2 separate regions of the Homo sapiens genome follow, and region 2 is linked to region 1. A link is a contact called in ENCODE Hi-C data. All regions are on one chromosome and are shown on one strand. The core of a region is the stretch at or near the end of the contact, and the rest is flanking DNA. Distances in the headings are between cores, read along the strand shown.

Region 1 (7,418 bases), core at 1,861-4,360:
TGGGCCCAGACACTGCGGAGCCTGCCACAGCAGAGGCAGCTGTTGCCCCGCCGGATGCTGGCCTCCCCTTGCCAGGCCTACCAGCAGAGGGCTCACCACCACCAAAGACCTACGTGAGCTGCCTGAAGAGCCTTCTGTCCAGCCCCACCAAGGACAGTAAGCCAAATATCTCTGCACACCACATCTCCCTGGCCTCCTGCCTGGCACTGACCACCCCCAGTGAAGAGTTGCCGGACCGGGCAGGCATCCTGGTGGAAGATGCCACCTGTGTCACCTGCATGTCAGACAGCAGCCAAAGTGTCCCTTTGGTGGCTTCTCCAGGACACTGCTCAGATTCTTTCAGCACTTCAGGGCTTGAAGACTCTTGCACAGAGACCAGCTCGAGCCCCAGGGACAAGGCCATCACCCCGCCACTGCCAGAAAGTACTGTGCCCTTCAGCAATGGGGTGCTGAAGGGGGAGTTGTCAGACTTGGGGGCTGAGGATGGATGGACCATGGATGCGGAAGCAGATCATTCAGGAGGTAGGAGGGTCTCGGGTTCGTTTAGAGGATGGGGCGCTCCCAGTATTTCTTGGAGAAAGGCTGCCAGTCTGCCTCTCCCTTCTGCTACTTGTGCAGCAAAGTCATAGTGCTCTTCAGCTCTTTATCGCAACCTGCAGAGGTCTGGACACGGCGTAGAGCTGGTGGGTAACTGAGGAGTTAGATTGCCCTGAAACCCCAAGTCATGGGAGCTGTAACTTGGTTCCTCAACCGGTGACCTTCCCCAGTGAGCCCTTCCCAAGGAACTAGCGCCAAGTTGGGCTCGCTGATTAACATTAGTGTGCCTCTTTTTCTTTGTTTAAAAAAATTATTATTATTTTGGTGCAGATGGAGTCTTCCTTTGTTGCCCAGGCTGGTCTCGCACTCCTGGGCTCAAGTGATCCTTCCGCCCTCGGCCTCCCAGAGTGCTGGGTTTATAGGTGTGAGTCACTATGCCCAGCCCATTTTTTTTTCTTTTTTAAACACTAACCTCTTTGTGTGTGCGTGTGTGTGTGTGTTTTAATGGAGAGGCCTCCTTAGCTTTACTTCCCTTGAGTGCCAGGTATGGGTGTGAGTGTTTTGAATGGTTTTTATTTCCTTTTAATCATGTGCTTGTTCCCATGTCTTCACCTGCTTTCCTTCTCCAGAAGCTCTTACAGGGTAAGTGCCCAAAGAACGGCCACAGCTTTGAATACTTGTGGGAGGCTTGAGCTTCCTGAGTTGTCGCTGTCACCTTTGCAGAAAGCCTCAGCCATTTTCTTTCTGTGCAGTTGCAGCTCCACCCCCGGGAAAGCGGGGCACTTTGATAACGAGGTGTCCTGGGTTTTTCGAGTGCTGACCCCAGCGTAGACAGTTCAGACCGCTAACTTACAGGTCAGCAGCTCCTGACCCTGCTTCTGCAGGCACCCTGGGGTGTTTTCATTTATCTCATGGAGAGAGGCCACGAATATCCCGAGTGGCTCTCTGACTTGTTTGTCCTGGAGCCATTCCCTCCCATTTCAGCTCCGGGTAGGTTGGGAATCTTTATTGGGAATTTTACCACTTTCAGCAGCATCTAGTTTGTACCACACGCTACATTTTGTCACCTCCAAGATGCTGTTAAGACACTACTGTTTTTATGTACCTTGGAAAGAAAAAAGTGCTGCCAGTCATGATTATAGAAGGCAAGATACTATATGATGCATCCTAATCTCGGGATGTTTAAATGTTTCTTAAAATACTGCATCTGAAAATGGGTGATTTTTATTTTATTTATTTTTTAAGAATAAAGGAGTTTCCCTTTGCTTACTGCCCCTCAGCTGAATTAACAAGCCCCGCAGCCTTGTCTGCCAACTCTAGATGGATAGTAGTAGCTACTCAGACCTGTTGAAGTCTTCTGAGTTTAGGCTTGAACCTAAGCCGTGGTGATGGGCAGGGAGGTTTAGGGATGGCACGTGGAAATGAGGTAATACTGTCCACGAGCATGCGGTGGGTGCCAAGCACGAGGTTAGTGCCTCGCATGTACCTTCATGTCAGCCCTGCTTTGTTTGTGAGGAAGTTGAAGCTGAGAAGGGGACCAGGGACCACCCCACTGAGGGAGCTGGAAGCTGGCCTTTGAGTGCAGCCTGCTAGAGTCCGGGTGTGGTTCTGAGCCACTGCTGGGAGCCATCGGGATGGCAGGTGTTAGCCAGTCCCATTCTGTGGGGCAGAGGCTGGATACTGTGAGTGAGCAGAGCTCCCCGCCCCCTCGCCCAGCCCCTGTCAGCCTGTTATGCTTCCCGCAGGCTAGCCAAGCAGTCTTCCCCCAGAAGGGGTACTTTTCCCTGCATGAATCCTGTTCGAAGCGCCTAGTGTTAAGGGGGGAAGTCATTTTGAAGGTGATTCTTCCTTAGCTGGGAGCAGGATCTCTTGGGCCTTAGTTCTCTGCATCCAGTGTATGGGTTACTTGGCAAAGGATTATACTCAGGGTTTGGAGAAACCATGTGGAAGGTAACCTAATTGGTAGACTCTCAGGAGTGATCTATTTCTGGTGATTGAGTCATCCATATTTAAGCCAGGGCCACTTCTCTTGAGCTGATCTGGACCCGCTTTTTTGTGACGGTCCCTTTGGCACGCTCTTGAGTGAGAGTGGAACAGCCCAGGTCGGGAGCAGAGTCTGTTCCCATTGGGTTTTCTTGGGCATGAGCTTTGGCTCAGTCTTTTGACCAAGGGAGTATTTGAGCCAGAAGAGTGTTCAGAGTTGCATGAATCAGGCCTAAGCAAAGGGAAAGGAGACTCTCCTTTTTTAGTCCACATATGGCAGAGGAACGAGCGGGTCCCCGCTAGGTATAAGAATGGGGCCCTCAGGCAGGCCAGTGAGGACTTTGTCTAGCTCTGCTGGGCTGAAGGCCAGTACCTATGACCCTGGGACTGGGCCCTGGGGACAGGAGACTGACCCTTGGTCTGAGGGGGTAGGATAGTTGGAAGGGTGTCAAGGTGTTTGTGGTCCATCGGTCTGGCTCTCAGGACCATGTGGACCTCAAGCGTGTCTCCTCCCCCGCCCTCTGGGCTCCCCTTCCCTGGGCGCAGTCTGTCTCTTCCAAGTTCACCACTTGTGTCTCTGCTCCAGCAGCTGTGGCTGGGTGCGGCTGCCAATTAAGCAAGTGGGACTGTAAGTGACAGGCTAAAATTAGGTGTATCGACACCCCCAGTTCTCCTTTCATTGGGGTTGTTCTGAGCCTTCTAGACTGTAAGTTGACAGTCACCTGCCAAGCTTGAGGAGCGGGTGTGGGGCAGGGCCTCCTGGGAATGTGAGTTTGGGAAGTTCTTGGTTACTGGCTGCTCTGAGTGGGGTCTGTGTGTGTGCGTGCCTGCTGCTTCTTCCCCTGCAGGTTCTGACAGGAACAGCATGGATTCCGTGGATAGCTGTTGCAGTCTCAAGAAGACTGAGAGCTTCCAAAATGCCCAGGCAGGCTCCAACCCTAAGAAGGTCGACCTCATCATCTGGGAGATCGAGGTGCCAAAGGTAGGGGCGGAGTCCCCCAGGCTGGTTCTGTGGTAAGCCCAAAGCTCCCTGGGGCCAGGGCCATTAGACCTCAGGGAGGGAGGGGGCTGGGAGAGGGACAGTAAACCAGAAGGAGCCCTGGGTCAGCCAAAGGCCGCAGGGAAAGGACACGCTACACTTTGCCAAGGCTCAGAGAGCTTCCTGCAACATGGAATTCCTCCAGCTGCCTCCAGGAGCATCTTATTCTTGTACTTCTCAAACTCGCAGGCCTGTGTGTCTCCCTTGGGGGTGGTTCTTGCATATTCTGGGGCTCAGATCTATTTGGAAAAAAAACACCAAGGCCGTGGGGGCCAGCCAGAATCCCTTCACTGAGCTCTGCTCAAGTGCTCCAAGTGTATTTTATAATTGAGCAAAGCATAAATCCATATTTTAGAGAACTTGAAAAGTATAGAAATACATGCAGAAAATAAAAATCAGCTCTAATCCTACCCTTGAGAGTGACTGTGAAAGACTTTTATTTCCTTCTCATCTTGCACCCTGTGGTTTTTAAACAAAACTGAGATTATGTCGCTTTAATTAATACTTTAAATATTTAACAATTTAATTTTCGTGTGTTATTCTTTGAAAATGTAACTGTAACTGCATTATTCACTGTGTGGATGTCAGTTTACTTCATCAGTCCCCCATTCCTGAGTGCTTAAGTGGTTTCGAGCTTCTTGCTATTAGAACTTACAACATATTAGCTTGATCTTGATGTTTATCTCTGGGGCTCAGAAATAATTTGTCAGACCGCATTCTCCCAGGGCCCTGGGCTCTGTGCTCAGGTGGAGACTTGGCTTGGTCTGAACTCTGGGTCAGAGTGGCTGTTTTGACCCTGGGTTGCGAGGTCTCTTGGTGGTTTCCTCCCTGGGGGGCCCTGTTATCCGTCCTGCCTGCTTTTCCTTCAGTGGTTACAAAGGGCATGAAGAGAAAGGCTGTGCCTGAGGATGGACCATGTCCCCAGTAGCTCCTCCGGGAGGGGGTCGTTGGCGGTTGTGTGGGAGCCCATCTTACGTAAGGGCTAAGTTTGGCTGCTTCTATCTGCCTTGAACTCTGGCGCACTGGGCACTTCTGCATGCCTCCTGCTCTGCAGGCTTCAGCCTGCTGTCACTTGGCAGCGGGAGCCCAGGGTTCTTAGACCTTCATTTTCAAATCGAGCCCCTTTATCTTTGGATCTGAGTAGACTTGAGGGAGAGGGGCACGAGAAATCGAGAAACTGTGTGCTGGTGAAACTTCTCAGCATGGCTTTTAGAGGAGAAGATGCTGCTGCCTTTGCAGCTTTCCGGGTCTGGGCCACATTGTTGGGATGAAATGGGAACTGCTTGGTCCTGGAGCCAGACTGCCTGGTTCGACTTCCTGGTTAGCAGCTGTGTGACCTTAAGGTAGTTACTTAGCCTCTCTGGGCTTGTTTCCCCATATACAGAATGGTGATAAAGTTATCTGTGTTTCACAGGTACTATGAGTAAATGTAAGTGCTTAGAATAGTCCTGGAAAATAAATGCTGACATGGTAACAGCTAATATGTTTGAGCATGATCTTGTGTAAAACAGAAGTAGGTCTTTGGGTGTCCAGGGAATTGGTTTCCCTTTAACCCTCTCATCTCTTTTTGTCTTTCTGGAAGCACTTAGTCGGTCGGCTAATTGGCAAGCAGGGGCGCTATGTGAGTTTTCTGAAGCAAACATCTGGTGCCAAGATCTACATTTCAACCCTGCCTTACACCCAGAGCGTCCAGATCTGCCACATAGAAGGTCAGTAACATCTGCTGCTTGTATTGCCTCTTACCTGAAATATTAAATAGAAGTGAATAGCATCTGAGTTTCAATTGCTATCTTTTTGGAATAGGAAACCCTGCTTCTCATCCCAGGGAAGGGAGCATTAGGTATCTTCCCTGCAGCCTTTTCCCCATTTCAGGTGCCTGCGGGAGACTCAGGTCCCTCCCTACTCTGATCTTTGGCCAGGAGAAGTGTGGGTGCTTGGTTGGGCGGGGCCTGGGTCCTGGGTTCATAGTGCCCACCACCCCATAAAGGCTTCTCTCAAAGCAGAAGTGCCCTGTGTGCAATTCCCCCTTGGCATTTTCACAGCTGCCTGCCTCTTCTGTTGCATTGAAAGCATGGATCATAATGGCAGAGGTATCATTTGAAAGGCTTAGATGCCTTTCTTCCTAAAGCAGAGCTTAAGTGTTTTGTTACCTCAAAGATGCACTTGAACTCTATGCAAAGTCCAGTGGAGTGGGGTCTGTGGCTGTGTTTTTGTGAGTGTGGGTGTGAGTTTCCTCTTACAGTGATTGTATGTCCTGCCCCCATCCGCTATTTAGGCTCTCAACATCATGTAGACAAAGCGCTGAACTTGATTGGGAAGAAGTTCAAAGAGCTGAACCTCACCAATATCTACGCTCCCCCATTGCCTTCACTGGCACTGCCTTCTCTGCCGATGACATCCTGGGTGAGCGTGCTACTGGGTGATCCGGACTTCTTGCCACTTTCCCCCAAACCTACCCCAAACAAGAAACTCCCCAGACCTCAGGCTAAGAAGGCCAAGTGCACATGAGTGCCTGCGCCCTCTCTTCTCTGGCCTCTGCTGGTCGGTTCTGCTATGGGACTGTGTTCTGGGGACAGGGCTTAGGTGGTGATAGCGCTGGCAGGAAACCAGAGGCCTCTTGGTCCCCACATGGGAGGACTACTTTTCCTGGCTCTCCCCCTGGGCACCTTTTAAGTTTTCTAGGCGTTTGCTTAGAAAGGATGGTGTAGTTCGGACAGGAGATTGGGTGTGTCCAGGGTCGCCGTTCACCACCTGAGACCTGGGTGGGACTAGAATCATGGGTTTGGATGGCGCTTGTTCTTTCTTCTGGTTGAGTCAGGCCTTAACAGTGGCCCTGGTGAAGGATCTCCTTCCCCTTCCCCTCCCCAGGAGGTGCCTAAATTACAAAGAAGAATGAATACTCCCCACCAGGCCCGGAAGTCCAGTGACTCTTGGGAGGTTGCCCCAGGAGTTTGGCAGAGGGAAGAGCTGCTATCTCCAGGGCCCCTGTGTGCTGCTGACTGCAGGGTCTCTCAGGGCCGTGGCCCATATCCTGCCGTGTGCCTCTGGCCCTGGTTGGGTCTTATCTCACTGGGAGTAGAATTGCAGAATTCTGTGGGCCAACGACTGTTGACTACGTTTTACACAGATGGACAGATGGGCTGACTATAGCTCCAAGGAAATTGTCCTCCTTCGTGTTTTTTTTTTGTTTTTTTGTTTTTTTATGGATGGTAGGCATTTCAGTTTTGTGTCTTCCCCTTTGCAAAGGCCCTTGGGCTGGAGGGAAAGGATTGGGATATCTTTTTCCTGTGGATATGTGAGAGTAGGCTGAATACCACTTTATGCTTTACTCCTGAATCAAGAGTTTTTTCCCAGGAGGCTCGGTCGTAGACTCACTCTCTTTTTTTTTTTTTTTTTTTTTTTTTTGAGACAGAGTCTCACTCTGTTGCCCAGTCTGGAGTGTAGTGGCATGATCTTGGCTCACTGCAACCTCTGCCCACCAGGTTCAAACGATTATCCTGCCCCAGCCTCCTGAGTAGCTGGGATTACAGGTGTGCTCCACCATGCCCAGCTAATTTGTATGTTTTTAGTAGAGATGGGATTTCACCATGTTTGCCAGGCTGGTCTTGAACTCCTGACCTCAGGAGGGTAAGCAGTAGGAGGGAGAGCAAATAGGAAGCAGACTCTGCTAGACCTTGACCATGGACCTGACCTGAGGCCACTGCTTGCTCTTGGGAGGGCAGCGTAGATGCTGTCAGACCATAGGCTCCTGGGGTTGTCTGCCAGTCCACAGGAGTTGGCTAAAGGGCCTGGGGCCTGCCTACTGCTTATTTTCAGGAGTCTTGTTCTCAGCGGCCACCTCATTCCTGTGTTGCCCTCC
Region 2 (7,418 bases), core at 1,860-4,359, 430 kb after region 1:
AGCCGCCATCCCACTGCCCTCCCTCTCATCCAGGGCCCTCCCACTCTGCAATGTCGTTTCTGTGTGGGTGGGAGCAGCGGCCCATACACACGTTCCAACCCCTCAAGATACCGGAGGAGGCATTTCTCTTTGAACTGGGTGCTAAAGTTGGTGTAATACTTCACTGCATTTAGAACATTGAAGAGAGTGAAAAAAAATTTTTGTTTTTCAAAAAGAAGAACATATCACAGCAGAGGCACAGATCATATATATGGAGCGAGCCGGCCCCACATCTGTGGCCTGATGGAGTGCACATTTGGAGTCAGGTGATAAGCACAAGGAAGTAAAATCCTCATGCAGCCACCTTGCCCCAAACTTACCTTCACCTCCTCGGTTCCTGCTGTCCATGATCTTATCAAGAGGAAAGTGCTGCAGTGGCAGAAGTTGAGGACATCTCCCTGGCTGGCGCCGCCTCCAGCTCTCTTCTTAAAGAGGCCCAGACCATCGACCCAGAGGTGTTGTCACAGCACATGCTCAGCACTTGTCCTCAGACTCCTAGCCCAGCCCTGTGGGGCAGCCTGGGGCCTCAACTCATCCTTACCCCAGGAATTTTGACAGCTACCTGTGTGTCCTTGGAGCTGTGTGACATGAGCTGTGTGACATTTGCTGCTCGGGGATAACCACAGGGAACTGGGCTTAACATCTGATGAGCGTCAGGTGGGCCAGGCTCCCAGGGCCCATTCAGTCTCCACTTGCTGTTAGGAGCCACAGGTCAGGGCAGAATTTCCACTCCTTGACCCCACTGGTCACCTCCTGTCCCTGCTCCCTGTTGGTCTCTGTTGGGGCAGGGATGCCCTCAGTTCCATCTGCATGGCGGCAGCTTGTATCTCCCATCCACAGGAGCACCAGCCTGGGGCTCACTAGTGCCATGGGAGAGAACCCAGGACCTAGGAGAGAATGAGCCTCCCGCAATGTATGTCTTCCACCCTGCAAGCAGGAAGAGGGTCCCACGTTCAGTCTTTGACTCACAGTGGGTGGAGCCCTGGAGATGTGGGGGCTCTCACCTTTCTCCTTGCAGATGGGCCTTCCTCCAGCTTCTGCTGCTCCCATGACATTTTTCCTGGGGGCACATTCCCTGACCTCTGAGCATCTCAGGTTCTTCCTCTAAAAAATAAGAGACCTGGGATTGATGAGCCCCAGGACCTGAAGTATGTTTCTGGCCTTTAGCTTTTTAACTGTGAGAATGTTCAAGATGAATTCCTTTGCTGTTTTTGTGACTAGGGGAGGGAATGGGCAGTTGTTGCAGGTTGGGTTCCCTGGGAAGCAACTCTAGGAAGGGATTAGCAAGTGGGAGGTTTATCCAGAAGTGCTCTTGATCAGGAGAGGGCAGAGGGAGAAGCTGACTTGCGATGCCCTTCTGTAATGGGGTGGTTCTTCAGGGGTCCCCAGCTGGGGTGGGAGTGCCATCCTTGATGCCTGCACGCTGGCCTGTCATTGGGTGCAGCCCACCCTGTGAGGCTGATGTGACCTGGGCTTCCCCTGGGGAAATCCTGGAGGGGACTTCCAGCTGGGGACTATCTTCCAGCAGCACTCCCAGCCACTGGGAAGGAGGTCCTTCATTCCTGAAGGGGATCTAAGCATCCTGACACAGCACCCACTGTGATGGTGTGTGGAGTTCTGTTGCTGTCTAAGCAGGCCATGTTAGCAATCTTGATAGAAACAGCCAACACTTTCTGAGCACTTACAACACCAAGTGCTTAGCACAGTGCTGGCACCTACCATTGAACCTTGATGACAGACAGCCATAGGTGAACCGAGCTGCCCAGAGTCTCACACTGGTGAAAGCAGAGCTGGGACGTAAACCCAGCCTGTCTGACCTGGAGCTCAGGCTCTTACACTCTGCAAGCATTGTGCAAGGTAACTGGTTAAAGCGGAGGAGCTGGTCATTTTAAGGGTTTGGTATTTCCTCATTTTCTGTCCTTCTCCACAACAGCCTTCTTGCTGGATGACCGTGCTCCTCCATTTCCACTTGGAGAAATTAAGGCACATAAGTTTGGAATATTGCATAGCAGATTCCTGCAGCCAGACAAGGAGCAGAGCTGTTGTTAAAACCTGGATGCCAGTCGGCACGATGGCTCACACCTGTAATCCCAGCACTTTGGGAGGCCGAGGCGGGTGGATCACCAGAGGTCAGGAGTTCAAGACCAGCCTGGCCAACATGGTGATACCCTGTCTCTACTAAAAATACAAAAATTAGCCGGGTGTGGTGGTGGGTGCCTCCTGAAATCCCAGCCACCCGGGAGGCTGAGGCAGGAGAATCGCTTGAACCCAGGAGGCGGAGGTTGCAGTGAGCCGAGATGGCGCCATTGCACTCCAGCCTGGGCAACAAGAGTGAAACTCCGTCTCACAAAAATATAAAACAAAAACCTGGATGCCTCCCTTGGCCCTGTCCCTCACTTCATTTCCTGGCCTTCCATACGATGATTTGTGCCCAGGGGGAGCGGAGAATGGTGGCTTTCCAATCTTCTCAGAGTCACTTCATTTGCTGTCTAAAAGTTGTTAGAGATGGTCTGGAAAACACTGGGCTGATCGTCAATGGATTTAATCATTAGGAGGGGGAAGTTTGTTGCTTTATCCTTGTAAAAGTCAGATAAGATCTGGGACTTGGCATTAAGTATTGATCCCAAGTGGGGCTGGAGGGGAGGGACAGGGAGGGAAGAGGCAACAAGGTGCTGTCCTTCCAGTTTGCTCTGTTGTTGGCAGGAGGCCGGGGAGTAGACAGCCAGCGGGAGGGAGGAAGGGTGCACTGGCCAGCTCTCTCTCCAGTGTCCCCACAACCTCAGCCCTGATGGAGAAAGTGGAATGCGGGCATGTTGCTTGCTGAAATAATCTCACACTCACCTCCTTATGGGGGAAGGGAACCCTCCCCATTGTGAGGGTCACTGTAGAGGATCCTCAGCTGTCCTTCCCTCCAATTTCAGAGCCCTGGGTTCCTGAGCCCTGCACAGCTGGGTTCCTCCAGGGAAGATCTGGATGGTTGAGGCCTAGTTGAAAGGAGGTGAGGAGTCTCTGAAGCTAATCCCATAGCCTGGTGAGGGAGTGGTTTCTGGCAGAGGACATCCCTGTGGCCTTCATTACCCAGCAGGCCTGCTTGCCCTGGAACATTGCCAGAGGCAAAGGAACAGGAGACACGGGGAGAGAAATAAAGATTAGTGTGATGGATGACTCTTCTGCCAGCAGTTAGCAGTTGCTTATTAAATGCAATGCTAATGGCTTTGGAGAGGAATAACAGCCCTGAGACCCACTGGAAGGGGGTGGGATGGTTTTGTGAGCCCCAGCGAGCACCATCAGTGGCAGGCCTCTTGAACTAAGAGGGTCCTTTCCCAGAGTGGCTGTGGTTTATCCCAGTTCCTGGGCTGGAAAGGTGCAGTGGTTGGGGATCCAGCCAGAGGGAGGAGCATCCAGGCAGGTGGCCGGAGAGCTTGGGTTCTTCCTGGAGCTTGCTCAGTCTCTGTCCCGAAAAGCAGCTGGCCAAAGTTTAAGGTCTTTGTAATTTGCGTAATCGGTTTATTTATTAAAATGGTGCCAGTAAGATGTAACTTAAGCTGTGATAGAAGATAATGCTTTTCTAAGGAGGAAGAACAGCCCTTAATGTTTTGAATACCTGCCAGACACTCACTTTTGAAATTGACCTCTGAAGTCCAGATTGACTCTTTTATGTACGATGTATAAAGATGCCTAAGAATTGCACTGTCATTATTTGTTTATTGGTGTCTATTACTCAAAAAAAAAAAGAGGGCATAGAAAAAAGTTTCACAAAGGTGTAGGTTACATTTTAAAATAATTTAAAGCATTGCTTCACTTGTAGGTGTGGGATGTCAGACATAATGTATGCATGTCCTTCCTAATGAGAGTCTAACATTCTGACTTTATTTACCTAGGGAAGAACGTTGGGACTGTATAAGCTGTACATGTGACTTTGTAGGATGGAGGAATAAGTGTATTTGACAAAAACGATCAGACCCTCTGGCCAGAAAGGGCACAGTCCAAGAAGAAGGGTTGTTGGAGGGAGTAGAAAGTATGATAAGGATGTGTAGAATCACAGCTGGTGATGACACTTTTGCTGATGTGACAGGAGGGCAGCCTGCAAAAGATTGGCTCCCACGCTGCCCTCGTTTGGGGTCTGGAGCAGGATTTGCTGCCTGTCTTCCCTGCTGGCATTTTACCGGTAGTATTTTCCCCACCTCTCAAATCTGCTCTTATCTTTTCACTAATTGTTGATGGTGTTAAGTATCCATCAAATCCTCTCCCAAGTCTGAGATGTGTTAAGGGGTTTATTGGAAGCCTGTAAACCAACAGTTGGTCACTATTGGTATTGATCCTAATTCTGCACCAGGATTAGAAACCACTTGACAAGAAAGCGGACAGTCTGTCATAGACCACCACCAACAGCCAGGGTTCCTGGCCTCCCAGAGCTTTCAGTTTAGTCCGTAGTGTGATGTAACATGCCAGCTGGGTTCTCTTAGGTAAGTTCAGGGTCCTAGATGGGGTTAGGTGAAAATCCAGTTCTCTTTCCAGAGTGGACCATTGTTGGGTGGCAGAGGGTGGGGCGGTGGGCAACTGTTTAAGAAAGACATTGACCAACAGGAATCTGGGAGAGAATGGTGAGAATGGGGTAGAAACTCAATATGATTGAGTCCAAGAGGTCTTGAGGGGAGTGGAGAGCTGTGATGTGGTCATTCATTGCAGCCTTTGGGTACTTGAAGAGTTTCCATTGGAAAAGAGTTCTGTGTAGCCTCAATGTTGGGCACACTTGAGTTAGAACAAGGAAGAATCGCCTAGTCCAACAGTGGCAATAAGAGGACAGCCATTGCCCCTCTGCCAGATTCTCAGAACCCAAGGTTCTGTGCCTCCAGTGGGCTCATTCTAAAGCTGGGACTGTGTGAGGGGGTGGGCATGCTGCGTGCCCACCGTGAGGGGCACACCCGCCTCTTCACTGCCTTGCAGGGCTGTATCCCCAGGCCCTGTAACCTTGCAGCGATGGAGGGCAAAGGAGGGGGTGGGATAAAGAGTCAGCCCACCCTTTGCCATCTTTCAGAGACCAGCCCCGGAGCTGTCTGCACATTTTATTTTCTCGTTAAATAAACACCATTAGCCTTCCTGAGAAATTGGTGCAAACATGACCTCGCAAATAACCAATTAAAAGGGTAGGGTTGAAGGGGAATGTGAATTTGAAAACATGTAGAGGAGGCCATTAAGGATTCCTGTAGAATCTGGCAACATCGATCCAAGACCTTAATTTTATTTCTGACAGGAAAGCAAGGAGTGTGCTTTCATTTTTTTCCCCCGAGTTAACTCAATTCCGGAAGCGCCCATTCCGGCGCTGTCTCTTGAGATATTAATCAACACAGTAGCTTGGTTTCTGTTCACCTGCTCTTCTTTGGAGACACGGAGTAATACAAAGCCCTCAACTTCCTAGCAACAGGGCTGGGGGACAGGGTGCCCGGGGCAAGAGGGAGCTTGCAAAGCCAGGGGGAGTTTGGTACCCAGGATGAGCTGCACTTTTTTAGCCAAAATACAAATCTTAAACTTCTTTCCTTTGGAATAAAAGCCCTGGCACCAAAAGGGTGGTGACCTAATAGGTCTTCCTGCCTCCCCCTGCTGTGGCCCACGGAAGCAGAAAGGGAGTGGGCTCAGGGTCAGCAACTTCACTGACCCAGAAGTGGTTTTTTTGTAGAGAGGGACAATGAATCTTTTGTTTGGTCCTGTTCCCATAGAGGCCCAGGCTCTGACTCTCACAACATGGTTTAAGATCTCGGTGAGGGCAGAGTGTGGAGATCTGAAGAGAAAGGAGCTTTTAGCATGGCAGCTTGATTAAAAGCACCCCCTTTCTTAGCATCACGGCACTGCCAGTGGCCGGAGAGGGCTGGGCCAGGGGTCGCCGCAAGCCCTGGGTGGCTGCCTCCCCGTTGGGACTTAAGGTTCCTAGAGGGGTCCCGGTTATTATGCACCTCTGGACTTCAGCCTCTGTTTTCAGTTTGTGGATCAGAGGGTGTACGCTATCCCATCTGTATCTGTATATCAGCATGGTATGCTGCAAAGAGCTTGAGTTTTAGAGTTGGTCATACTCGGTTTCAGATCCCAGCTTTCCCTTGGGCGTGATCTCAGGCAAGTTACAAGATGTTTTACTCCCTTGTGAAGGTAACACACCCGCTCTGTAAGAGTTAAATGATTCCGCTTGCGAGGTGCCCACTCCCCACTCCCCGCAAGTGGAGAGTGCGGGGCAGCCTGGTTTCTTCCCCCTTCCTCCTTAAGTGAAACCACCTGCTTAACTTCTTTAGGCAAACAAACTAAAATCTGTGTTTGAGTTTTGGGGACCCTAGTCTTGAAAAATAAAACCCTTTCGTGGTTGTTTTTTCCTCTGCTTTGCACACACACATATGCTTGCATGTGCATGGAATATCTTTGAAAGGATGCCTGCAAAATCGGTAACAAGGAGTTAGAACTGCATATTGGTTAAGATCACATGCTCTGAAGTGAGACAAATCTAAGCTCTGGGACTTAATAGCTGTGTGACCTTGGGCAACTTACTTATCTTCTCTGCAACTCAGATTCCTTATCTGTAAAATAGGACATTGGGTTAGCCTGAAGCTTACGTCATTTAATGAGTATAAAGGGTTTGGAACAGTCTCTGCCCATACTAAACACTCAAATATGTTTTATGCACACGTGCATATCATATGCAGATGTACATACATTAAAAACATACATACATAAAAAAGTGTTTGCTCCTTTTTTATGGGGAAGAGAATTAAGCAACCTGAGATACAGAGACGGAGGGAATCTTTTTATTATATACTCATTTACTTTTTGAATTTTTTTTTTTTTTTTGAGACGGAGTCTGGCTCTGTTGCCCAGGCTGGAGTGCAGTGGCGCAATCTTGGCTCGCTGCAATACTTTTTGAATTTTTGTACCTTATGCACTTATTACCTATTCATTTACTTCTTTAGTGTGAGCTTTTAAAATTTATTCCAATTTGAATTGTCAATGCAGTGATAGAACAACGTGAAAGAGACTTTTTGAAAGAAAGAAAATTTACCAGCCGGGCACAGTGGCTCACGGCTGTAATCCCAGCACTTTCGGAGGCCAAGGTGGGCAGATCACTTGAGGTCAGGAGTTCAAGACCAGCCTAGCCAACAGGGTGAAACCCCATCTCTACTGAAAATACAAAAATTAGCCAGGAACGGTGGCACGTGCCTGTAATCCCAGCTACTCAGGAGGCTGAGGCAGGAAAATTGCTTGAACCTGGAGACAGAGGTTGCTTTTTGTTTCCATAAACAGATGATCTGATGGATAGATGAGGATTTTCTTAGTAGTTTCTGCTCTTCCCAGACAACGTGCTATTATTAGAATAGCCAGACTGGCCCTGGTCTGAAAAG

Evidence for each region. A loop is a pair of places that touch in the nucleus more often than their neighbours do.
Region 2: a loop to region 1 is called in a map of vagina, with 3 times the contacts of the local background. The contact joins two enhancer-like sites. A Hi-C loop is called at or near these places in 1 of 168 maps with a recorded cell type or tissue (vagina).

Annotation. Positions count from the first base shown.
Region 1 is chr17:57,106,657-57,114,074 of GRCh38, forward strand. AKAP1 (A-kinase anchoring protein 1) reads left to right here. Exons shown (of 11, transcript NM_003488.4): 2 at 1-522; 3 at 3,369-3,502; 4 at 5,142-5,268; 5 at 5,835-5,962. Among named protein-coding and RNA genes, the nearest start is that of AKAP1, 25 kb to the left of the region's middle. RefSeq lists an enhancer at 2,213-2,814 and a silencer at 7,412-7,418. Within about 2 kb of position 3,111, at least 15 of the 41 ENCODE cell types and tissues checked have a DNase peak (open chromatin) inside an H3K27ac peak, as active enhancers do.
Region 2 is chr17:57,532,331-57,539,748 of GRCh38, forward strand. The region is part of intron 7 of MSI2 (musashi RNA binding protein 2); the gene reads left to right. Among named protein-coding and RNA genes, the nearest start is that of MSI2-AS1, 72 kb to the right of the region's middle. RefSeq lists enhancers at 1,436-1,485, 1,496-1,685. Within about 2 kb of position 3,110, at least 4 of the 41 ENCODE cell types and tissues checked have a DNase peak (open chromatin) inside an H3K27ac peak, as active enhancers do.